5 separate regions of the Homo sapiens genome follow, and all the other regions are linked to region 2. Evidence: chromatin loops called from intact Hi-C (ENCODE). Cell type or tissue: B cell. All regions are shown on one strand. Region 1 overlaps LOC101929129 (a long non-coding RNA gene). Region 2 has its middle 46 kb from the start of LINC00593. Region 3 overlaps LOC107984788 (a long non-coding RNA gene). Region 4 overlaps LOC101929129 (a long non-coding RNA gene). Region 5 has its middle 110 kb from the start of LINC00593.

The links. Hi-C counts contacts between places; a loop is a spot of excess contacts. Peaks named below come from ENCODE experiments on the same cell type or tissue, not always from the same donor. Only the 100,000 strongest peaks of a DNase experiment are listed, where the experiment ranks them.
Region 1: it touches region 2 in a loop (13-fold over the local background); 2 of 110 quality-filtered maps call a loop at or near these places.
Region 3: a loop joins it to region 2, with 11 times the contacts of the local background. A loop is called at or near these places in 3 of 110 quality-filtered maps.
Region 4: it touches region 2 in a loop (6-fold over the local background); 2 of 110 quality-filtered maps call a loop at or near these places.
Region 5: a loop joins it to region 2, with 4 times the contacts of the local background. A loop is called at or near these places in 2 of 110 quality-filtered maps.

What each region holds. Positions count from the first base shown.
Region 1 is chr15:69,977,525-69,982,524 of GRCh38, reverse strand. All of the region lies in intron 2 of LOC101929129 (a long non-coding RNA gene), which reads left to right. Among named protein-coding and RNA genes, the nearest start is that of MIR629, 99 kb to the left of the region's middle. RefSeq lists enhancers at 2,211-2,270, 3,101-3,160. In B cell, CTCF peaks have their summits at 1,942 and 2,146; DNase peaks (open chromatin) are centred at 2,054, 2,544 and 3,034; H3K4me3 peaks cover 1,389 bases; H3K27ac peaks cover 2,033 bases.
Region 2 is chr15:69,879,005-69,884,004 of GRCh38, reverse strand. No RefSeq gene overlaps it. Among named protein-coding and RNA genes, the nearest start is that of LINC00593, 46 kb to the right of the region's middle. RefSeq lists an enhancer at 2,369-2,658. In B cell, no CTCF peak of the experiment used is centred here; DNase peaks (open chromatin) are centred at 2,004, 2,674 and 3,244; H3K4me3 peaks cover 667 bases; H3K27me3 peaks cover 842 bases.
Region 3 is chr15:69,753,568-69,758,567 of GRCh38, reverse strand. It overlaps LOC107984788 (a long non-coding RNA gene), which reads right to left. Exons shown (of 3, transcript XR_001751592.3): 2 at 2,362-2,412. Among named protein-coding and RNA genes, the nearest start is that of LINC00593, 79 kb to the left of the region's middle. In B cell, no CTCF peak of the experiment used is centred here; a DNase peak (open chromatin) is centred at 2,797; H3K4me3 peaks cover 1,443 bases; H3K27ac peaks cover 1,225 bases.
Region 4 is chr15:70,012,643-70,017,642 of GRCh38, reverse strand. All of the region lies in intron 2 of LOC101929129 (a long non-coding RNA gene), which reads left to right. Among named protein-coding and RNA genes, the nearest start is that of MIR629, 64 kb to the left of the region's middle. RefSeq lists enhancers at 782-831, 2,238-2,741. In B cell, no CTCF peak of the experiment used is centred here; DNase peaks (open chromatin) are centred at 852, 1,422, 2,492 and 3,082; H3K4me3 peaks cover 593 bases; H3K27ac peaks cover 4,074 bases.
Region 5 is chr15:69,726,696-69,731,695 of GRCh38, reverse strand. No RefSeq gene overlaps it. Among named protein-coding and RNA genes, the nearest start is that of LINC00593, 110 kb to the left of the region's middle. In B cell, CTCF peaks have their summits at 2,157 and 2,359 (motif pointing left); a DNase peak (open chromatin) is centred at 2,335.

The DNA of each region.
Region 1 (5,000 bases), 99 kb before region 2:
AGATATGGATGAGGAAAGGGTCATTGTTCTTTGAAAACAGGAATAAGTGAGGCAGGCTCTCAGCAGCCACATCTGTGCCAGACCTAGAGGGGGGAAATGCCACTCTGGAAAATGCAGAGCCCTGCTGGTCTGAGTGCCGTGGCTCTGGGGTAGCGAGGACTCCTCCCTGGCAAGCACCTCCTCCCTGGGGAGCACCTCCTCCCTGGTGAGCACCCCCTCCCTGGTGAGCAACCCCTCCCTGGTTAGCACCTCCTCCCTGGGGAGCACCTCCTCCATGGTGAGCACCCCCTCCCTGGTGAGCACCCTCTCCCTGGTGATCACCTCCTCCCTGGGGAGCACCTCCTCCCTGGAGAGCACCTCCTCCCTTGCAAACACCTCCTTCCCTCCAGGCCAGGTTCCTTCCCCATAAAATGAGAGCTAGCACCAGATCATTGCTTCTTAACCCAAAGAAGACTGCAGACCCCTAAAATGCCTGTGATCTTTACTGGAGACACAGGGTAAAGGAAAAGGAGAGGGTTTCTGGCAGGCCTGGGTTCAGGGAGCAGCCAGGAGCAACCATTTTGGGGCCAGAATGTGAGGGAGGCACAGCAGGGCAAAGGGGCCTGTGGGCAGGTGGGCAGGATGGGCCAGTGGCCCAGACACCTGCAGAGGCCATCCAGTTCTAGATTTTATGACTTTATCTTTCAATCCATTTAATGTTTGCTTTTATTATTATCAATAACACGAATAAGAGCTATGATATATTAAACACTTAATAGGTGCCAAGCAGAATGTTAAGCACATTGTACCCGCTGCCTCATTTTACTATCATGCCTTCTCCATGAAGGCATGATTCATATTTCTATTTTATAGCTGAGTAGATAGGTTAGGTAATTTACCCAGCATCAACCCTGACTAGTAGTCCCAACAAAGCTGGGAATCAAACCCAGGACTTACCTAGGGCCAAAGTATTTTACCTGGTGGGATTTCTATGAGCCAGGCCTGGGCTGGGCAGCCTGGAACACAGAGAAAAGGGAACACTCCCCTACAGCTGTGGAGGCTGAAACTCAAGACCTGTTCTAAATGTCACAATGAGGTAGCAATAGAGGACTATGGGAGTTTCAAGGGCTTGGGGACAATTCAGAGGCTTCCTGGAGGAGAGGGCATTTAAGCTGGGCCCTAAGGGAGAAGAATTTCAAGGGTGGAGGGAAATTCTAGGCAAAGGCACAGCTTTTGTGGAAAGCTAGTAGGTGTGAAGGTTGCAGAGCATGGGCATGGTTTGACCACATGTGGTTTACTCTTTTTTTATTTTTATTTTTTAATAGAGACTGGGTCTCGCCCTGTTGCCCAGGCTGGTCTTGAACTTCATATATGTGGCTCATGGCATATTTTGGTTGGAACATCGTGTGCAGAGGATACCAATGGGAAACAGCCTGGAAAGTTAGACTGAGGCCATAGCGATGGCAGCCTTGAATGCCAGGATAAGGAGCTAGGCAAAAGACAATGGGAAGGGGACAGGAGACTAGAGAATTTACTACTCAATTCTGTGCTGTAGAAGAAGTGAAAAAACAGATACCGACAGCCCTAAACCTCAGGGAGTACAAACACAGCTGAGAAAACTTTAGAGAAAACCTAAACATATCGTGAAGTTGCTTGTGTGTGTGTATGTGTGTGTGTGAATGACTCCATCTGAGAGATTTGAGCAAAGTCCATGAGATGGCTGGGAAGGTAAATGACCAATTCCTTTCTAACTTCAGATTTCCTGTTTGCAAAACCTCACCAACATATCTAGAAAACCTAGAAAACATTAGGCTTCTCAGCCTGCACAGAGCAGCTTACAATGTTTATTCATGAATGAAGAGTTGGGTGCCCTGTTGTTCCTGGGTGGAGGGGAGACAGTTCATCTCCAAATGGCTCAGCCTTGGGCTCCACTGACTACACATTCTCTTTGTTTGTAGTAACAGCCATGCACTCTGTGCATATGCATGGTATCACCTGCAGATGTCCCAGTTCCTGACGTCACCCTGGCTGCAGAGCCAGCCTCAGGCCGAGCTGTGCAACCAGGGCAGAGGGAGGAAGGGGCGCTGCTGACCTGGACAGGGCTGAGTTCCAGTCCGCTTCCGTCACCACACTCCCACTGTTGGCCTTGGACAAGCCCCCATCTCTCTGCAGCAGCCCCTTCATTCCTACCTCCTTGAGGGGCCTAAACTGGATCATCACTTCTGGAAATAGCCATTCTTGTCCCACCTTTGAAGGTGTCATTTCTCAGCACCCCAGACTATTAGTCAGGGAATGTTTTCTTTGAATTGACTCACTTTTAAAATACACCATTTATGTCAACTTACCATTTCTGTACATGATGCACCATTTGCTATAAAGGGACATTGAAGTTAAAACCCATGAAAATAGTAAATGTTCACTCTTGTACCACCTAAAGTCAGGGTACATGCCTGCCATTGCATGAGTGCACACCCCCAGGGGAAACCTGCGTCCTGGAGCCAGGCGGCTTCTCAAGTATGACTGTGCGCCGGAAACACCTGGAGACCTTGCAAAAATGCAAATTCAAATTCAGTAGGTCTGGGTGGGGTCTGAGATTCTCTGTTTCTGACAAGGTCCCAGGAGATGCCGATGCTGCTGGTCCACAGACCCTACTTGGTGTAACAAGGTCACATGGGTTGTCCAGCTCCCTATCGTGGGGGCAGGGCAAGAATGTCAACAGAAACACAGCACCAAGTCCTTCTGAGAACACGGGACGTGAAACACAAAGACCATGTCTAAAGATTCAAGCAAAGGCTTCATATCAGAGGAAAACTCAGAGAGCTATTTCACCTTTTCTCCCAAATATACATTTACTTTATATTTACTTTATGCACTTAGAACTTTCGGCATCTCTGTTTACTGCTTCACATACCTCCCCACCTCTTCCCTAATGCAAAGACCTGAATCTGGAAAGCCACATCTGTTGGGAGCTTCGTCAGAAATCATGCTGGCCATGCTTGCAGGCTGGGTCCAGCTCTTGCTGGGAGGTGGAGGCCAGGGCTCTGCATAATGGCATCTTCGGGGCTTTCCCTTCTCTGACCTCCTGCCATGCTCAGACAGAACGACACGCCATCTGCTGACTCACCGTGGCTTCATGCATTCATGTCCTGTTTTCCCAGGTGGTCACAGCTCTAGGAGGAGACAGTAAGGGGTGACTGGAAGGGGAGGGGAGTGAGATTGCCCCTCTGGGACCCACACACACTGAGGACATGATGGGCTCTTGATAAAATGTCACATGAGCCCAGGACAGTTAGAGAGGTTGGCTTTATAAGTGGTACATTATTTATGATGGCTTGAATGGGTCACCCTTATGCCCATTTTCTGGAGGGAAAAACTGGCTCCAGATAATGCAAAGTCATGCCCCTATGGCGTCAGTTGCAGGGCTCAGAAGTCCTCTCTTCCAACCCAGTTGCTGGCAGGTCATGACCACAGGCCACCCAGCCATTCCTAGCCTCCCTGGTAGAATTCAAGGCTGCCTGTATTGTGCATCTGCTGTGTCCATGGCACTCAGGGAGGATAGTAAAGGCAGGGCCAGAGGGGAATGAGGGGGACTTGCTGGGGAGCATGATGGTCACGTGCTAAGCAGAGGCCTGACCTGAGACCTCAGGGTGGCATTCCTTTGGGTACTACAAGGGCTGGAAAAGGCCTCTCCCCTGCTTCAAGCCCAGCCCAGCAGGTAGGTGGCCGAGCCAGGCCCACATGCTGATCTCTGCTCTCTGACTGGTGCAGTTTCCTTTGTGTTAGATCATCAATTCCTCAGCCTTCTGTGGCTTCTGTGATTTCCAAAGAGCTTGCCCTGATGCTGAAGCCGGCCTGGACTGGGCATCAAGAGGGTTTCAGCCTGATAGCCAATGGCCGGCCGCATGACAGCGAGAAATTGGCTTCTCTCTCTGGGCCGTGGTGATCTTCAAAGTTTCTTACAGCACTAGAATTCTGCTCTTTCTTTGCATTACAAATGGAATACATACTTGTGAACATTTTCAACAATATAGAAATGTAGAAAGTAAATATAAACAAACAAAAAATGAAGTCATCATCTTCTTATTGCTGCTAGAGGAAGCCATTGTGAATAGTTTGATGTGTTTCCTTCCAAATGATTTTTTCTCTACGTATAAACATAAATAAGCATATGTAGGTTTATTGATCATCTTAAAATTTATTTTTTTCACTTAAAATACTTTCCTGTGATCTTCCTGTGCCATCATATATAAATCTACTTTATTATTTTGAAGTAATATATCTTGGACATTTTTGCATCAGTAGATCCTTTTCAATGATAAATAGCATTTTGTATCATGGATATGCATAATTTCTTTGGGCCTTTATATTATTTCCATTTTTTTTGCTATTATAAACAATGCTGAAATAAACATCTTTTTACATGCATTCTTACTCACATGTGAATATGTTTCTTTAACATGAATTCCTGGAAGTAGAACTGCCAGATAAAAGAACACACACATCCAAAATTTTGAAAGATGCTGTCAAAATCACCCTCCCAAAATACCAGTTGTCTTTCCTCTCTACAGCTCGGGGAGCAACATGTTTGCATTCACCTTGATTGAGCCTGGATTAGGTGCATGTAATGTTCCTATTGCATATGAGACAACAGAAGCTTAGAGAGAACAAGGGAGTGTCTCGAGGTGCTACAGAAGTGGGGGCAGAGCTAGAATCAAAGCTCTGTGCCCCATACCCAAGTCTAGATGCTCTGCAGCTCTGACATGATGAGGTATAGTGGAAAGAGCTCTGACTTTGAGGTCCAAATGCTTGAGTTTGAAATCTTGCCATGCAACTTGCCATCTCTGTGACTTTGACCAAGATACTTAATCTCCCCAACCTCAGCTCCTTTCTCCATAAAACAGAGACAACAAACACTGTCAAAAAGGGATGTTGTGAGTGTTAAAGGAGAATTTATGTAAGGTTCTGGCTCCTAGGAGATGCTCTCTAAAATATTCTCTTTTCTGAGGAGTTGGGGACCTGGG
Region 2 (5,000 bases):
GAGGACAGGGTGAGTAGGTACTGGGCTCACCGGCAGCGGGCTTCCTGTGCCATTTGTTTTCAGACTGTTGGTTAGCAGGGTCCCGCACTCCAAGCCATCTGCCTGGTTCAGGCCTACCCAGGGCAGGGAACGTCACCTCCTGAGAGCCCTGTTTCACATCTACCTCCCCCACCCTCCCAATCCCTCCCAAGACCCCACCAACCCGTTTTTTCCACAACCTGCAACCTTGACTCTTGCTTTGACACTCTAAGAAGCTTTCTGTCTTTCCCTCTTGACCTCTCTTCCTCCAGCAATTGGATGACTGGAAGGAGGTAGCCTGGACTCAGCTCTCCCTTCCTCTCTGTTCCAAGTCTGTTGGATCCTTGTCCAGGCTTTTCCTCTGCTTCTCCCTTTGGTGCATTTGCATCACTCCTAGCATAGCCCCTGCTGTCCTTGCAGAAGGATATTTCTGAAACAAAACAAAACAAAAAAATTCTCCAAGTCCTCAAAGGAAATATACAAAAACACTGGCGATGGAGGTGAATAAGTCATGAGGGTGGGGCCCTTGTGAATAGGATTAGTGCTCTTATAGAAGGGTTTGACTGAGGGAGTTCTTCCCTTCTGTCATACAAGAAGAGGTGAGGACACAGCATTTGTCCCCTTTGGAGGACACAGCAACAAGGCATCATCTTGGAAGCAGAGAGCGGCCCTCATCAGACAACTGAACATGCCAGGGCTTGATCCTGGACTTTCAGCCTTTGGAACTGTAAGAAAATAAATTTCTGTTTCTTATACATTACTCAGTCTCAGATATTTTGTTATAGCAGTAAAAAAATAAAGAATTAAGAGAGTTTCCAAACTTTAGAAATATGTATTATAAAAGTTGGCGAGCTAAGAGAATCACAGTCTTCAACTTTTTTACCCTCCCATTGAAGACCTGATTGTGATGTGAGTATCAGAGGTGGAAATCGGGGCTGCTGGTGAGGGAAGGGCCTTTGCTGCCTTTTAGGAAGGCAGGAAGAATCCAAAATGGCTGCTGACCATACAAGGAACAAACCATGAAGACCACCATAGGGGACCACTCACACTCAAGTCTGGGCTGCTGGTGCAGCACCTCCAACAGGCACCCGGGAGGAAGTAGCCTGCACTGCTCAGGGAGTGGGCAGCCTCTTCAGGAAGAAGCTTTCCTAGGTCAGAATTCAAACTCGGGTCCATCTGTGTCCAAAGCCTGCATGTGTCTCCATCATCATCTCCCTTTTTAGCACACACATAAGATCATTCTGAATCCCAATGGACTTTGCCTTAGCTTTGTTTATTTCTCCAGTGGCCATAGTAGGGACACATCCCCTTTACCTCCCCTTTCTCCACCCCACTTGTACCACCATCTTCTATAATAATGCCAAGATCACCCACCCTTAGACCCTGAAAGCAGCCTGACACCCTTTTCCCTCTGTGCCAGTTAATCAAACCTTACAGTCTCAGCTCCTGGAGAGTTTGTCTTGGAGTCTGGTACAGATTCTCAGCTCACAGCAAGGCTAGGGGAGAATGCTCTGAACTGATGGTGTGTGTTCTCTCAGATGTTTCACATTTGAGTGTATATAAAAGAGCAAAATGGGCTGAAGAGCCAACATTTGTGCTACAAAAACATGTCATATCAACAACAGCTACCTTGTCCCCAGAGAAAATTAGGTTGTATAGATGTGAATGTGGTTTTTTTTTCTTTTTTTTTTTTTCTGGGGGTGGAAGTGTTGTATTTTAATGCCTGATTTTGGCAGTTGGTGCAGAAAAATAATCGTGATGCCAATGGCCAAATTTTCCTCCATCCAATCTCAGAAAACTCGAGTTTATGTTTAAATTTCATGCAGCAGAGTTATATACACAGTGCATGAGGGCGGCTGTTCAAAATGTACACATTTCTAGCTCCACTGTAATTTTTTTTCTTTTTGCAAAAGGGAGCTGAGACATAAACACCACCCCCGTCTGACTGCACACAAGGTATGTATGTAAGCGACAAAAATAACTCCCCCGGGATTTCTACAGCCAGGCTGTCGTGCACAGGCACTGCACACGCCAGTGCAGATTGCTAACAGGTGTGGCTCGGGGGAAGGATGAAGCCAAGGACAGGCTGTGATGACTGCACGCTGGTGAAGTGATGGCAGAGAGGGGTGCACCACCTCCCTCTCCCACGACCTGGCCCCATCCCCCTTCCACAATAAGTACCAGGCACGATCTTGGGCATCATTGCCAAAATGTGGGATTCCGAGTAGTGCTATAGCTCCAAGATTGGCCTCTGGTAGGAATGTGAGAGGACATAAATGTCATCCTGAGTTTGGTGAGCTGGAGTAGCCACTCTGAAGCAAGGCTGGACTTGCTCCCTACTGTCCACTGCTTAAGAAACCAATGGTCTTAGGTCCCTGTAGAATCTAGGATGACGAATACTGAGGTGCTCTAGAAACATAGGCTGTTTCCGGAGCCTCCCTGTTGCCCGTGAGATAGAAGGAGCAGGACCCTCCCACTTCACAGGTGAGTCTCTGAGAGGCTGAGTCACTGCAGTATGGTCATACAGCCAGGCAAAGGCAGAAAACAGCCTGGACACCTTCTGCTGCTTTTGCAACAGACTATGAGGAGAGGCCCAGGGGAATAGCACGCAGGGTGCAGGGTGATTTGACTGGAGGGACAGAGGAAGTCCTGCCTCACCCATTTGCAGACCTGAAATCCTCAAAGGGAGTCAGCCATTGGATGTTGACAAAATTTCCCAAAGGTGTGTTAGGTGGCACCTGGATTCAAGATGTGCAAAAGCGTTAAGAGGGTCTGTCCCCAAAAAGTTTGGGCAATGCTGATTTAAACAAACGTAAAGCATTTTATACCCCGCAGGACTTCTCAGAGCCCTTACTATGCTAATGACCCAAGGTGGGGACTTAGTATGCAGGATCTTCCAACCACATTGACCGGAAAAATATTTTCACAAAGCCCTTTTCAGACCTAGTGCTTTGCAGACACACACTTTGTGGAATGCTGGATTAAGGCAATGATGAGTTTAGAAAGGCATATTTTTCTCAGGGAGGAGTAAAATATTATTCTAATATTAGTGAAATCCTTCTAAATGCAAAGTGGTTTAACAGATGAGCTTTAAATCATCTGAAAGACTCTGAAGAAATGGGACACAGGAAAGGTAAGTTTTGATTTGAAGAAGAGCAGAGGGAAGTGAAACTGCCTTAAATCCAATTTGAGAAAAGCTTATTTAAATGTGTTGCTGGAAAAAAAAAAAAAAAGAAAGAAAGAAAGAAAAAATGGTTTCAAGTTTTGTTGAAGTTTGGCTTTGTACCAAAAACTCTTAGGCCAAGGTGAGACGTAAAAGGTGCTAATGCGTTGCCCAAGGGGCCTATGTCAGATTCAAGCAAAGCCCAGCCAGAGGCATCTTGGGGGACAGCTGTTGGCTGGGGGTGTGGGGGTGGGATCTGGGAGCTGAGCTATTTTTACTTCATCTTGAAAAGGAGAGAAATAGCTGCTTTCTTAGAGGAAAAAAGCATTCATATATTATTTGGGGAGGCTGTGATGTAAGAACACATCTCTGCTCCATCAACTGTTGATGGGAGTGTAAATTAGTTCAACCATTGTGGAAGACAGTGTGGTGATTCCTCAAGGATCTAGAACTAGAAATGCCATTAGACCCAGCAATCCCATTACTGGGTATATACCCAAAGGATTATGAATCATTCTACTATAAAAATACATGCACATGTATGTTTATTGTGGCACTGTTCACAATAGCAAAGACTTGGAACCAACCCAAATGCCCATCAATGATAGACTGGATAAAGAAAATATGGCACATATACACCATGGAATACTATGCAGCCATAAAAAAGGATGAGTTCATGTCCTTTGCAGGGACATAGATGAAGCTGGAAAACATCATTCTCAGCAAACTAACACAAGAACAGAAAACCAAAACCTTATGTTCTCACTCATAACCAGGAGTTGAACAATGAGAGCACATGGACACAGGGAAGGGAATATCACACACCAGGGCCTACCAGCGGGTGAGGGGATAGGGGAGGGATAGCATTAAGAGAAATACCTAATGTAGATGATGGGTTGATGGGTGCAGCAAACCACCATGACACATGTAGGCCTATGTAACAAACCTGCACATTCTGCACACGTACCCCAGAGCTTAAAGTATAATAATAAAAAAAATGAAGCTCTAATATTCAAGCTCTCAAAGGCAGGGCCTGGGTCTCATTCACCCAGTTTAGGGCCCAGTGAGGGAGGACAATGTTTGTTGGGCTAAACTGGACACCTGGCCCTGGGGTTTTTAAGATGGGATTCTACTGCAAACACCACAAGACCTCCCTTAGTACACAGTACCTTCCGGCAGGATTGTCCTGGAAGTTGTGAGTCTGCCCAGAAGGAGCACAGGGATTGGGGGCAGGTGATTTGGGGGTCCATACCTGCCTCTGCTTCTCTTCAGTTAGGTGGCCACAAGCAGGTCCCTTAACCTCTCTGAGCTCCAGTTTCCTACCTGTAAAATAGGGATCCTGAAAGCTGCCTGGCGTACCTCCCAGGTGACAGGTGGATTAAATGAGAAGTAACAAATGCATGTTTTGAAAGGAAGATGCTGTACAAATTCCAGTTATTATTACATGACAGAATGTAAGCAATGTTAGGAAGGCATCTTCTCCTATCTAGAAATATTGTTTTGCCAAGGCATGTTAAAGGGCCTGAAATGTCATTATTAGAAATTTATTCCCTGGGATGTTAAAGGCTTTTACATGTTTAAGACATTTTCGCTAAAATGCATTTGGGAGGCATCAATATTCAGCCATTATCTCTGGGCCTCTGAGAGTCTGGCCTGAGACATGGACTTTTCCTGGCTGGCAGCAAACCAGCAAACCATTGCGGATGGGGCTGAGGAAGGAGGGGTGTGATAAAGAGAAGCCAGTGTCCCAGGCAGGTGCTCCCCAAGTGTGGGATAGACCAACGCTTCTCACCCCTGTGTGTGCCCACGAATGACAAGC
Region 3 (5,000 bases), 130 kb after region 2:
CAGCAGTAGGCAAACTACTTCCTACAAGCCAAAGCCTGCTGCTTGTTTTTTGTGAAGTTTTATTGGCACAGAGCCACACCCATTTGTTTATATATTGTTTATGGCTGCTTTTGCACTACTATGGCAGAATAAAGCCTAAAATATTTACTATCTGGCGCTTTACAGAAAAAGTTTGCCAACCCCTGCATTATCCCATCTATCAACCAGCAAAGCTTCATTCCTGTGGCTGTATCAGATGGCCTCTGGCTTTCCCAGTCATGTACCCACAGTATCACAGCAGCAGAGTGCTTGAGCACCTCGTAGGGACTTTAAAAACATGTTGAATGAAGAACCATCACAATGAGCTATTTCAATTTCCATTATGCAAATGAAAAAAATCACAGCTTTTAGAAACATTAATTATGTAAGCCAAGGTCTAAGAGTTAGAAAGTGCTAGAATTAGACCGGGAACAGTGGCTCATGTCTGTAATCTCAGCACTTTGGGAGGCCAAGGCAGGCAGATCACCTGAGGTCAGGAGTTCGAGACCAGCCTGACCAACATGGTGAAACCCCATCTCTACTGAAAATACAAAAATTAGCTAGGCATGTTGGCAGCTGCCTATAATCCCAGCTACTTGGGAGGCTGAGGCAGGAGAATCACTTGAACCCAGGAGGCGGAGGTTGCAGTGAGCCGAGATCACGCCATCGCACTCCAACCTGGGCAACAAGAGCAAAACTCCGTCTCAAAAAAAAAAAAAAAAAGTGCTAGAATTAGAATTTTTATTGATCCCAGGTACAATATTTTGTCCTATCAACTTGAGGCAGTGATCAGGCAGAATCTTGCCGGAAATGTGCAGAAATGGGGCCTAGGGTAGGTCTTTTGGATGAAGGACCTGGATCTTGGGGCTAGGAGAGATGGGAAGGCCCTAGGAAAGAATGAAGAATTATCTGAAAGGATAAGCAGGCCTTGTCCTGCTGGGAAAATAGGTACCTTGAGAATATATTAAGCTAATTCATATTACAGTGTTAGCTTCTTTCTGGACCTGCTGTGACAAAGTTAATGGAGCTTTTTCACCTGGGGGTAAAGGAGGGTACATCAAGGAGCACAGAGAAGGGAGAGCAGAGTGAGTCAGGCACGCTTACCAGAATACGACTCAAACCGAACCAGGTCTCAGTGGTGTTGAGTCACTGGGGCATCAGTCAGGAGCCTGGGCAGCCACCTGGCAGTGGGACTGCGGTGGAGGTGCCCACCCCAGGGGATGCCTGGGCCCAGTGAACATGAAGCCCTTCCCAGCTCTGAGGTTCTCAGAACCCTTTGTGGCTTGAGTTAGCCCTGACACTCTCCCATCCACTTTACGGAGAAGCATTAAAGCCACCGAACACCCCCTCTTGAATCTGATGAGATTCAGCTTTGTCAGACCCACTTTCCCAAGACAGTCATAGAAAATGGGGGATTCTCTGGGTTGGCTGTTTGGAATTCTTCCCCAGATAAATCACGCCCACGAGGTAGCACCAACAATATGTAGTCTCTGTTTCTTTAAAGTGAAAGAGAATATAAAACTGAATGCCAAAGACTCTATTTTGTTGTTTTTTCCTCTAACCTTTATAGTTATCGCACTTACACTGAATTCACCAGGAGGTTGTTCCGTTATAGCATGCATTGATTCTCTCCAAAGCACTCACTTTAGCTTGCAAAGAAACAACTCTACGTTTTTGCACTCATATTTCATTGCATTATGAAATGATGGATTGCATTATTTAATCAGAGTAACAGGTACAGGTTGAGAAGAAATACAAATAGCCCTCAGTAAGCACACACAGCTCAACCAATGGAAACATATGTGCCCAGGAAAACTGGAGAGAAGCTTCAGTTGGAGCTGCTAGCTTCAAGGGTTTAGTGTATCCCAGGCATGGGCACAGTGCTAGCTGAGTAGTGTGGAGAGTCTACATTAATCTAGCAAGCTGGTCCATTGCAGGTTGCTCAAGAGGGCTTCTGCTGTTTAACTGCACGCAGATGCCACAGCCCTTTGTCACGGACAGAGCACTGTCCAGCGTAATCCTCATGGCCCTTTAAGGGAGGCAGAGAAGATTTTCATATAGGAAAAATGAGGATCAGAGGCCTTGAGTGACTTTCTCAGAGACAAATGTGCAGTAATTACCTCCTTCGTGTCTGTACTGCAGGAGCCCAGCACAGAGTGGACACATGGAAAAAAAGGCCACCGTTTATGAAACAGAAGTGATAGAGCCAGGCCCCAAACCAGGTGGATCTGCTTTGAGAGCCCATGTTCTTTCAACTCACTGATGAACATTTGTGAAATGCACACTATTTGTCAAGAATTATGGCTGGCCCAGATACAAAAGATAGGGCCTATTACTTCTCACCTGTTTAGGGCCATGTGTTTTCCAGCTCTTATTTTTCTCCCCACCTTTCTCCTGGAAAAAAAAACAAAAACTTGTTTTAAAAGGCTCAATTCTTCTGTCTCCTTTGGTGTTAATTCTTCTGCAAAATAGCCTGGGAAGAAACAATTGATTTGAATTATGCCAAAGCTTTTCAGAAGTGGGGATGGACAGAGTGCCCCCCATCCAGTCTCACCTTTACTCTCCACCCCATTTCCTACTTCCACCTCCAAGACTTCCCACACTTATGCAAAACATCCTGGCTGAGTCTCACCAAGAGCTCTAGGGGAAACCCTAAACCTCAGAGTGAAATGAAGGGGCTGATTTGCCCCTGGGGAAATTAGACACAAACAAGGCTGGGGTGAACCACCAGTCTTGAAACTGTTTCTCTGGATTAGTCACAGGGTTACCCACTCATGAATGTTCCTCCCACCTCCTCACTTCAGGCTCTGTTATTCTAGAGGGCTGGCCTGGTTACAAGGGTAGCCAGATTAACTAGGGTCTAAATGGGAGAGCTGGGGCACGGATCATTCACCAAAGAAACCGCAGCGACCTTCCGCCTGGGTGGGGCTTCTCTTCTTTTAACCTCCCGCGAAACTGCTAGTCAGCAGCTCTGTTTCCTGCCATTGCTCGAGGAGATCTTCATGAGTTTCATAGGAGTAGGATTGTGCCTTCAATCCATCATCTTTCTAGGGAAGGTAGCAGTATTTCATTGGCTTATTTCTTAACAAATAATATATTAAAGACTGCTTTCCTCCAGGTACCTGTTAGACACTAGGAATATAGTGGTAAGCAAAGAACTGCTTAGGAGTCTTGCTCTTGTGTTTTTGATGGTTGATCTCAGGTTGTTTAAGAGGCTTCTGCTGTTCAACTGCATATGCGACAGCCCTTTTACATGAACAGAGAGAACTGTCCAGTAATTTAATCCTCATGGCCCCTCAAAGGTGGCAGAGAAAATTTTCATATAGGAAATTAGGATCAGAGGCATTAAGTAACTTTCTCAAAGACAAACGTGTGGTAATTATCTCTTTTATGTCTGTACTGCAGGAGCCCAGCACAGAGTGGACACGAGAAAAGAAATTCTATTGTTTATGAAACAGAAGTGATAGAGCTGGGCCCCAAATTGGGTATATCTGTTTTGAGATTGCTTTGTAACACATATACATCAAATAACTGCTAGAGACCAGGGCAAGGGGGTTCTGTCTGTTTGGTTCACTGCTATATGGTTAAGGCCAAGAAAAGTACCTGGCATACAATAGACATTCAATAAGCATTTGTTGGATGGATGGATGGATGGATGGATGACCCAAACAATTGCAGGTCATGCTGAATGTAAGAATTAAACGTAACATGGATGAGAATGCATCACGGGATTTATCATCTCTTTTGGGTCTGGGGAAGACTTCTTTGCAAAAAATGATAACCCAGACAAGATTCAAGGGGTGAGCAGGAGCTGGCTAAAGGAAGGAGAAGATAGTGGCAGGAGGAGCCACGCAGACACAAGGAATAGCTTGGGTGAAGGTCTTGAAGCAAGAGGGAGCACAGTTTATGAAAGGATGCTGAAGAAAGTTTCCAGAGCTGGAGGACAAGTGGGAAGGAAGGGTTGGTTCAAGGTGACTCTGGAGGGGACAGCAGAGCAGATCCTAGTGGCCTGAGAATAGAACCCTGACCTCTTCCACAGAGCAAGGAGGAATCACTAACCTATGTTCAGCAGGAATCAATGTGGCCAGACTTGCACTGGCATCACAAGTTGAAGTGCTTTTAGGAAGGTCCATTTGGGAGTGTCTAGGTATACATGACCAATGGGAGATGATGAACTTGCCATAGCTTTTAAAGTTTAAAGTGACACATTTCTAGCCTACTACTATTTCACCTTCACATCATTACATAATGTATTTTAACAAATACCGATATTGCATTACTATGTGACAGATGTCATTCTAAGTGCTTTGCAAATATAAACTCTCACATTGGCCTTGTGACATTGGTGCTAATTATTATCCTTTTTAAAAGATGAGGCAACTGGGCTGGGGCATTTAAACCAACACAGCAGATGACAGAATGCCAGAGTCTTCCTCAATTCCTGTGATGCATGGAGGACTCCAGAAGTCTCCATGTGCCCTGTGGAGGGTGTGCAAGGAGACTGGCCTTGGAGCTGCAGTGGGTGAGGTAGCTGGGGAAGACAGATGGGGCTGGAATGAGAGTCAGTCTGCTTTCAGGGGATCCACAGCACCAGCGACAGTACAGTGGGGCCTTGTTGACAGGAAGAGATGGTGCTCTGTGCCTGGGCCCTGCTGCAAACCTAGCATCTCTCCACACAATCCTAATATCCCTTCAGTTTTTCCTCCACCAGGTCATCTGCTTTGCAGATTCTATGTCTTCCTCTTTCTTGGTTGACCGCCTCATTTTAGCAGAACAGTCCCTCCAGCAGCATCCTGAGACAAGGAGAATGCAAGGAAAATGTGGGGGGACTGTCATTTAAAAAATTCTTTAGCGCTCTTGTGGGTTGCTATTTGGCTGGGCATAAATTCTATTTCACAAGTCACTTTTCTTCAGAATTTTAAAGATACTGCTTCTTTGCTTGTAGTTTTCAGTGTTGCTGCTGAGAAGCTCACACTCAATTA
Region 4 (5,000 bases), 130 kb before region 2:
TGCCACTTTAGGGAGAGAACTGAGCAAGAATCACTTTCTTTCATCCACGTGTTGGGGAGGGATGTTTCTCAGATTGGAGGAGACCACCTGCATGAGAATTCTTGAGAGCTTACTAAAATGCAGATTCACAGGCCCCAGCACACACCAGCTGAGTTGCAGTCTCTAAAAGCTGTGCTTGAAGCCTGCTGGTGACACACGGTAGGCTAGTCTGAGAGTCAGAAGACCAGGGGTTGAGTCCTAGCTCTGTCCCTGACTTGCTAGGTCACTGTTGGTGGGTCTGGCCTCTTATCTGTAACCTCTTGGGGAGTCTCATGAAAAGCAACAAAGTCTGTCTGAAGGAAGACTTTGCAGGCACAAGAGCGCTGTATAAGTCGGTTACTTTATTGTTATTGTTGGTTTTGTGCTTGTCATTTACACTCTCTGGGTCCTGCTATGACCTGACGCCTCAGTGAATGAATGCGGGTGGAGAGCTGGAGGGCTGATAAGCCCTGGAGATGCTGTAAAAATAGCCACATGCTGGTCATGCACAAGGTGTGGGGTGAGAGTGGTGTATCTATCAATGTCTCTGTGCCCTGCAAAGCAGGGATGATGAGCAAGGCCCTGTAATTATTATAGGGATGTTCTATTGCTCCAGCGAAGCCTGGACTTGAATGAAGTCTTGGAGAGAGGGAAGAGGAAGGCAGAGGAAATGGAACATTTTTGAGCACTAGCTACATACTAAGTAATCCATGAGGCACTTTCACGTATCAGTGCATCAAGTTCTCATGCTCAGTTTTACCCCCATGAGGTGAGAAAATGGAAACCCCAGAAGAGAAAACAGAAACTCAGAGTTACGACCTGTCCCGAGTCACTCAGGCAGCAATGGCAGGGCTGGGGTTAGAACCCAGGAAGGTCTGTTTCCTGAAGCCCCGGGTGTTCCCATGTACCACATGGCCCTCCACTGTATGAGAGCTTGCAGGCTTCACAAACAGCCTCTCAGCCTGCTGGAGGTGTCCAGCCTGAAGCCCAGAGCCCTTGAAGGATCTTTGCCCATGTGATGTTGGGGGATCACCCAGCCAGACCCCTGCCCTGCGTTCCCTCAGCTTTCTGGGGAGGATGAGAACATCTGAAGTCAATCGCATTCTAACAACACAGGGTTTCAAAGATAAAGATCAAAGGCAGAGGAGGTCAAAGAAACCAATGTCAGATTCCCCCCAGATTAAAGCAAAAGGAGCCGCACTCCCTGCAGGCTGAAGTCTCCAGGACGCCTGCCTGGAACCCGAAAAACTTCTCCAGCCTAGACTCTCAGCATCTGTCAGCTAGTGCTGTGGTAACAGAGGGCAGGTCACAGATGGACAGAGTCACACAGAACGGGTCAGGGAGTCCTGAGAGGGAGAGAGAGAGAGAGGGACAGAGATGGAGAGAGACACACAGGGAAAGCAAGACACAGCGAGCCAGACAGAGATGTTCAGAACGAGGCAGAGAAGAGAGACAGAGAGAGAGAGAGAGAGAGAGAGAGAGAGAGAGAAAGCAAAACAGAGAGCCACAGATGCAAAGTGAGGTATCGAGGCATAAAAATAGTGTCGGAGTAAAGCAGAGGCCAAGCCAGGCTGGGAGAAATCCTGAGCGCAGGACAAGGCTGGCCCCGGAGGCATCAGTGTGCTGTTGTGCAGGCAGAACTTTCCACTGATCACACCCCCTGCCCGTCAGCCCATCCTTGATCTGCCGTCCTTTGCCTCCACGTGGAGGCTGGCCTGATGTCTAGATGGAAGGCCGAGGCTCCCAGGCAGAGGCTGGCAAACAACCCACCAAACAGGCTGGAGGGGCCCCCTGGGGGTCAGGAGGGCTGCGGGGACCTGGGTCCTCAGGCCCCTTAGAGACTGGAAGCCTCCCACCCCCTACTCTGCTCATGGCCTGGCCAGACCTGCAGGGCCCCCATGGTCCCAAGCCCTCCCGCTGTGGCCTGTGCCTTACTTTCTCCCCTCTCCCTGTGTGCACCAAACTTGTGAAGCCCAAACCAGCCTTCCCCTCCTCCAAGAAACCCACTGGGATTTCTCCAGGCTTCTTTTGTCTGCATTGCAGCCTCATGGTTCAGTGATGCAGTGTTTGTGTTCTAAATGCCGTGCACAGAAGTTCTGTGTTCCCTCTTTCCATCTCGATGTCAAATCCTCTTCCCTTTCCTCTTCCCTCCCCTCCCCACCCAGGCCTCATGGCATGTGCACTAAAAGGCTTCCATGAGGTTCTGAAATGTGCTCTTTTCATTCAGAGAGTGCTCATTCCTTGACTGCCTTCAGCTGATCCTCAGTTCGGAGGGTAGGAAGCAGAGGACAGCGTCGTGCCCAGCCGACCGGGGAAGGAGGCCCAGGCAGGAAGCTTGTGGAGCTAGCAGAGCAGGTCTGAGGCAGGCTCAGCTCTCAGCCTTTTGTTATGGACTGCCCCCTGCCTCCAGCCTCTCTTCCTGAACCTCACTCAGGGCAAGAGTTGAGCATCTGCATTAGGCGGAGGCGGGGTTATTCCACCTTGCTGGCCTGGCTCAGACCTAAGAGCCTCATCCCCACGGGCCCAGCCTGCAACCTGGCCTGAACCTGCTCTCTCACTTCCCTTTCTCAGTGGTCAGCACCTGCTGAGCTCCCCACACCCTTGTTCCCACCCCTGCCAGGCACACCCTCTTCCTTTCCCCAGAGGCCTCCTTCTGGGCTGGTCCTGCTTGGCCAAAGCCAGAGGCAGGGCTACTCAAAGTCCAGTGGGGGGAGAAATGTGAACCCACAACCCACCCAGAAGGAGTGAGAGCCAGGCCATCGGGGACCCCCACATTCGCAGCAGTAGTTTCCCCACCAGACTGAAGTGTGTCTAGGGCTGGGGCCATGCCTGCTGGTCTCTGTATCTCCCAAGCCTAGCCCAGGACTTGGCACTTAGTGGATGCTTGGACAATTGCTGAGCAGGTGAAGAGGGTCCAGGCAAAAGACTGAAGCCCTGACAGCTTCGAGCTTCCCTGCCTTCCTTCCTGCCATCATGATGCCAATGACAAAGTGATGCAAAATAAAAATATCACTGAGCAAAGCACGAACAGCGTCACAGCTGATACCCACAACAACTCTGGTGCCCAAGGCACAGGAGGCTTGGTGACTTTCTCAAGGTTCCCCAAGCCAGTGAGTGGGGAGGGCACAGTTGGACTCTGAGTGTAAGCTCTTGGGCACACTGCTGGACCCCAGGAGAGGCGGGTTCTCACAGCTCCCCTGTGACCTGAGGTGAGTTCCATTTCCCCTCCGAGCTTCAGGCTCCTCGTGTGTGAAATGAGGTCTGAACTCCTTGGGTTCTTCATTCCCTTTTCTCGGTTAACATTTCCTAATAATTTAAGGGAATGAGATCACCTCCACCTCCCTTGATTAAGATTCATGCAATAGTTCGAGGCAAGACTCCTACCTTCAAAGATCTTACAGTATAGTGGGGGTGAGACATAGTCTATCTAATATTCAGACAGTGGGGCTGTGGAAGCCTCAGGGAGGGGAACTGGAGGCCTTCCTGGAGGAGGACGGGATGGGGTGGGCCCGCAGGGAGGAAGCATTTGCCCTGTGGATTTGTCAGGAGGGGAGGGGTGGGTGTGAATGGGAGTGTAGTTGAGAGGAAGAGTGCAGGAGGAGGACACCGGCCAGCTGGAATGGAGAAAGCCATGAGTTTCTAGCAATTTCCTTTTCCAAGCCCCTCTTGCAAGTGAGCATCTTTAATTTATTAAGGGACTGATTTGAAATCATCCTCCCTCTCTCCCTGCCCACACTCCACCCTCCACTGCCTATATTTCCCCTGACCATAAATTTCTTTTTAATGACAGTTTAGAAAATGAGCAAATCTCTAGTGACACTTTTATCACCCCCAGGATACTTTTAATAAGAGGTTTCGGTAGATTGCATTCTGGGAGTGGGGGGAGGGGGAAGGCAAGACGGTAGCTTCACCAACCTGCGCAGAGCTGTTCTCCCCGGTCCCAGCCCTGCAGCCCCCAAAACCACCCCTCTCCACCCCACCCCTACCTGGAGGCACCCCCTGACCTAGGACTGCAAATCCCTGGGTTCTAGCCCCCATGCTGACAATCCACTCACCTCGTAGCCTTGGGCACATCCCTTTACTCCTCCTCTCCCTCCCTCTCTCATCTGTAAAATCTTGCCTATGTGCAAGAGATAATTAGTGCAGACCTATTAATAATGGTTAAAAGCAATTAGCTGCCGACACTTGGTGCCACACCTAGTTACTCAGACTGGCAAATCGGGCCCCAGAATATTTCTCAAACTACAAACAGGGCCAGCTCAACTGGATTTGAAAGCATGGCTCTAACCACTCCACTGGTCACTGGGAAGTGTGTGTTGCAGGCCTCTTTTTGTGCTCACTCTATGTTAGATGTGAATGTACTGGAAAATCCATGCGGCACCTAAAATGTGATGTCTCCTTCAAGAGTTTTCAAATGAGCTGGGCAAGCAAGAAAAGCTGCCCAGAATAAGGTTGTGTCGGAAAGATAGCCTGACAGGGCTAGGAACAGGGTGGGGCAGCACAGGGGCGGCCCATGATGGATCCCTAGAAAGGGGAGATTTATGACATGGGATTGACTGGGAAGGGGAGGATCTAGAGGGAACTGTCACAGTTCAGGAGTAACAAAAATGCTGAACAGAAGCCATGAGCAAGGCCTGGGAAAGAGGGCCATTTAAGGAAAATCAACAGGATTTGGGGGCTGGCTGGATATGGGGCATGTGAGCCTTGAGGTTTGGAATAAAGGCAACGGGAGGTTCACAAAGAAAGGCAACCCTGGAAGATGGCAGTCCATCATTGAGTGACCTGTAAAATGATTCGGTCCATTTTAAAACACACAGAAAAAAAAATTGTTTTCTTTAAGAAACACACTGTTGAGGGCAATTTGAATTACAGTTAGTCTGGGAAAGGTGACTCAAGCCTGTAATCCCAGCATTTTGGGAGGTTGAGGTAGGAGAGAGTCACTTGAGCCTAGGAATTCGAGATCAGCCTGGGCAACATATTAG
Region 5 (5,000 bases), 150 kb after region 2:
CCGGGCAGGAGCTTAGAGGTTATCTTTCCAACCCAGTGGTTCCCAGTTTCCCATGCAGTTGTGTCAGAGTTACTTGAGATGCTTTTTGCCACAAGGATTCCTATTCTCACCCTGTACCGACTGTATCAGCATTTAGGAGATGTGACCTTGGAATCTATGTTTTTAGAAGTATTTCTGGTGATTCTGATATCAGCCATGTTTGTAACCCATTGATCCAGCCCTCCCCAATTTACAGTTGATGAAACTGAGGCCCAGAGATAACTAATTTGCTTAAGATCCCCTAGCCTGGCAACCAAGTTTTCTGACTCGGTCTGGAGCTCTTACTACTTACCACCCCTAACTCATCGGAAAGCCCAGCCACACATAGAAGCAGGGGAGGGCATGGTCAACCGACAACAGCAAGATGGACCATTCTGTTTAAAAAGCTGCCTCAGTGAGACATCTAATTAGCTGACTGTAGCATGGTTTCCTTCCCCTGGTTATTGATGTCTCTTCTCTCTTCTCTTCCTGATGCTGCCCCTTGCTCATCCTAATGTGATCAATTACTCACAGGAATAAAGTAAGCACATAGCCTACAGTCTATTAGGTAATCGGTGGTGTGCCAGATGAAGGAGCCATCAGGCAAGACAGGCTGTCTGGAGCAAAGGCCAGCAGAAGGGACGATGCAGGCCCAGCGGGTGGAAGAGTCCCTGAGCAGGAAAAGCCCCAACCCTCCAAGCAATGGGTGAAACTGTCTGAGCCCTCAGGGACTGAATTCTCAGGCCAAGCTTGAAAACAACTTAGACAACTGCTGTTCTGCTCTGGCTACAGGAGACCTATTTCTGATCCTGTCAGAACTAGAGCCTGCCTCTCGGACCCTGACGTGCATTCCAGTCACCTGGGATCCTGTTAAAATAAAGGTTTTGATTCTGGGGGCCTCAGAGTCTGCATTTCTGACAAGTTCCCAGGTGATGCCAGTGCTGCTCGTCTGGAAAAACAAGGGCCTAGAGATCATTGTTTGCGGGTCCAGCTGAGTCACCTTTGTCTATTCAGATATTCTTTTCCCGTCCAGCCCCTTTGCATGTGCTATTTCCTCGTCTGCAATGCCCTTCCTCCTCGAATCAGAAAAGTCCTGTTCAGCATTCATGTTCTGGCTTCGGTGATGTCTGTTCTTTCAAGTCTCCACTGAGCCCCTCCTCTCCATAAGGACGCTCAGGGAAGATGATATCTTCACTGTATCCTGATCACATTTCATGTAACAGTACTCTTACTCTTTGGTAACAGGAGTTTGTCCACTGACAAGCTCTGTGGCCCAGCAGCTCTGTACAGTCCGCACAGAGTCTTTCATCCCTCCATCTCCCAGCGTGGCAGGGCTCTCTTATCTGCTTGGTGCTAGAGGGTCTGAGAACTTTTGAGAGATCTCCAAAAAAGTATGAGACCCAGAAACAAAATTATGAGATCCAAAACATCAAGGGAAAACTTTGCAATGGAAATTAGTAAAATTTTAATGGAATGTCTACAAAACAAAGTATTACATCAACCTCACTAATGGTTTCATTTAGTATTTATAAAAACTTCACTCTATCTGAAAACAATGTGCAAGTTAGATTTTCTTACTTCGCAAGAATTCCTGAGTACCCCTCATAATCGCTGAGAGATCAAACCGAAACAAGCATCAAATGAATGACGAGTAGCCAAATAATTTCAAAGCGAAGTTATAAAAAATAATTCCTGGCCGGGCGCGGTGGCTCACGCCTGTAATCCCAGCACTTTGGGAGGCCGAGGCGGGCGGATCACGAGGTCAGGAGATCGAGACCATCCTGGCTAACACGGAGAAACCCCATCTCTACTAAAAATACAAAAAATTAGCCGGGTGTGGTGGCGGGTGCCTCTAGTCCCAGCTACTGGGGAGGCTGAGGCAGGAGAATGGCGTGAACCCGGGAGGTGGAGCTTGCAGTGAGCCGAGATTGCGCCACTGCACTCCAGACTGGGTGACAGAGCGAGACTCCGTCTCAGAAAAAAAAAAAAATTCCTATAATTCTACAGAAAAAAATTATATTTAATATGTTGGATGTGTGTGAGGTGGAGCCTTCAATGCAAGTGTCTCCAGATAGAAGTCTAAAAACCATCTTGATGTCTGGCCCAGAGGAAGAACACACTGGATTTCTCCTGAATGAATGTGTGAGTGCTGGAAGGTATGAAGTGGAGGAAGGAACGAAAAACAGACAGGAGAGATACATAAAATGTAAGCCAAAGTTTTAGGTCATCAATAAAGGGAGTCCTTGTTAGCAAAAAACAAAACAAAACAAACAAACAAAAAAAACTACCAGGTTCCAGGCAGCCAAGAGAAACAGACGACATCGCCCCCTACTGGCTGGAGGAATTTTGGATTGCCCGCAGACTGCCTTCTTTTATTGATCTGTCATTGTTGTTTCTCTGACATTGAGAACTTCAAAGCCCCCTGGAACTGCCTCAACGAGAGAAATCGGTGGTCCCTGAGGATCAAGACCCTTCCTTTCCTCTGGAGGAAAGGGGGCTGGAGGGGAGCTTTATAACTCATTCTATGTCAGACATCTTGAAATGGATCTAAACCCATCTTGAACCTATTTCGACCTTCCTCTTGAACCACTTCTTGGTTAACATGTTCCATATGTTTCTTACTCTGATGGAAAATAGCCTTTACTTTTATTTCAAAGGGCATTGTTTAAAAGTCTGGGGACAGAGCTTTGTTCTTAGACAAACAAGATTTGGGAAGTTCTTCTAAGAAAGCAATCAGAGATAAACAGAAAGATTTATATACAAGATGTTCACTACAGCATTATTTATAATGGTGAAAAATTGGAAACAGCTGAAATGCTCAACAATAAGGGGGTGTTTAAATAAATTATGATCTACCCACACAATAGAAGTTCATACAGCCATTAAAATTCATGTTTTTGAAGATTATTTCATGGAAATAGCCAACCTTCAATGAGCCCTTCTCAGGTAGTACTGTCAGTGTTTTACAGGTATCACTTCATTCCATGCTCACAACAACTCTGTGAAGAAAGCACTATTTGTATTATTTCCCTTTGACACACAAGGAAACTGAGGCACAGAAAAACCAAAGTCATACAGCTAGAGGTGTGCATTGATCTAGCACCCAGAGGCTGCACAGTTGTGCACTGCATGATGCTGCCTTTCTCTAACAGAGGTTCATTGAAATTCCGAGCACTTATGGGTATGCAATGGCACACAGAGTGGTTTAATGGACATTGAAGACTCAGAAGCAGGGAGGGTGGGAGAGGGGTAACAGATGAAAAATTACCTATTGGGTACAATGCGCACTATTCGGGTAACAAGTACACTAAAAGTCTAGACTTCACCACTGTGTGATTCATCCATGTAACCAAAAACTACTTGTACTCCTAAAGCTCCTGCAATTAAAAAAAATAATTAAACAAAAAGAAATTCAGACGGGCACAGTGGCTCATGCCTGTAATCCTAGCACTTTGAGAGGCTGAGGCAAGTGAATTGCTCGAGCCCAGGAGCTGGAGACCAGCCTGGGCAACATGGCGAAACCCCGTCTCCACCAAAAATACAAAAATTAGCCCAGCATGGTGGCACTCGCCTGTAGTCCCAGATAACTCAGGAAGCTGAAGTGGGAGGATGGCTTGAGCCCAGGAGGTGAAGGTTGCAGTGAGCCAAGATTGTGCCATTGCACCCCAGCCTGGCAACAGAGCCAAACCCTGGAAAGGGGAGGGGAGGGGAGGGGAGGGGAGGGGAGGGGAGGGGAGGGAAGGAAAGGGAAGGGAAGGGAAGGGAAGGGAAAAAGAAATTCTGAGCTTTGGGGGAAGAGAGGAAGAGCTCCTTCCTGGGTCCACTGCAAAGCTGTAGTGAAGGAGTACGGACCTTAGCTGCACCCTGAGGAATGATGAGGTCTTGGTCAGGTGTGAATACAAATACTCATGAGAAGCATTTTTAGAGGAGAAAAGAGCCCAAGTGAAATTGCAGAGGTGGCAATTTGTGGGGAGAGTTCAAAAACCACTGAGGAGGCAGGGTGGCTAGCATATCAGATGCATTATAATTATCCATGGAAAATCAGCAAATAAAGGAACTAGGGCGGAGCCCCTGCAGTGTGTGCCAATGCAGGGTCAGTAGTAATTAAAACCATTAACATCACAGAACTCACCCAGGCACCCTACTGAGTGCTTTCCGCAGGTGTCTCATTAAATTCTGGGGACCACAACCCTTCTTTGTACTGTCATTATTCCCATTTCACAGGTGAGAAAACAGACTTGGCGAGATCAAGTCATTTACCTCAGACCTCTACTGGCAAGTAACAGTGGCTGGAGTTGAAGTGGGTGGCGCAGAGGCCAGAGGCCCCATGACTTGCTGTGTCTCCAGGGAAGTGGGCTGCCAAGCACAAGAACAGGATCTGTGTTCATCCCCCAGCAGCCAATGCTGTTTTCTGTCCCAGCAGCTACAGCTGGCCTTCTCAGCTATTTAGGGAAAACGTTCTATATGAAAATGACTGCAGAGCCGCCTGGGTTTATGAGAACCCCCAGGAAGCCCAGCTTCTGGCAACACGTGAGAAGGGAAAGGGGAAAGAATCCTCCACATTTGGGGAAAACAACCAAATGACTCTGGTTCCTCGAGCTGGTGCTGTGTGCCATCTGAGGAGAATGGAGAAACAAAGGAACGCCGCAGGCCCACCCCAGAAGTTCCGGGCCCTCCCCTGCCCTCTGCTCTAGGCAGCTGGCTGCTTAAGGGTTGGCCTCTAGCCCCAGGGACTCAGCCTAGACTCAGCCCCTTCTTCCCCAGAGCTGCCACCTCCCCCAGGTCCCTGGGCTCTAAACCTGCTCCCCCAGGCCAGCAGCAAAGGGGCCATTCTTCCCATACCCCTCTTTACTGCATGCAAAGACAAGCGCCTCTCAGACCCTCTCTTTTCCTGGCTCTACCATCCACAAAGCAAAACATGGGGACTTTTCAGAGTTTCATTTTCACTGTCTCTGACTCCTTCCTGAAGAGGTGAATGGAGG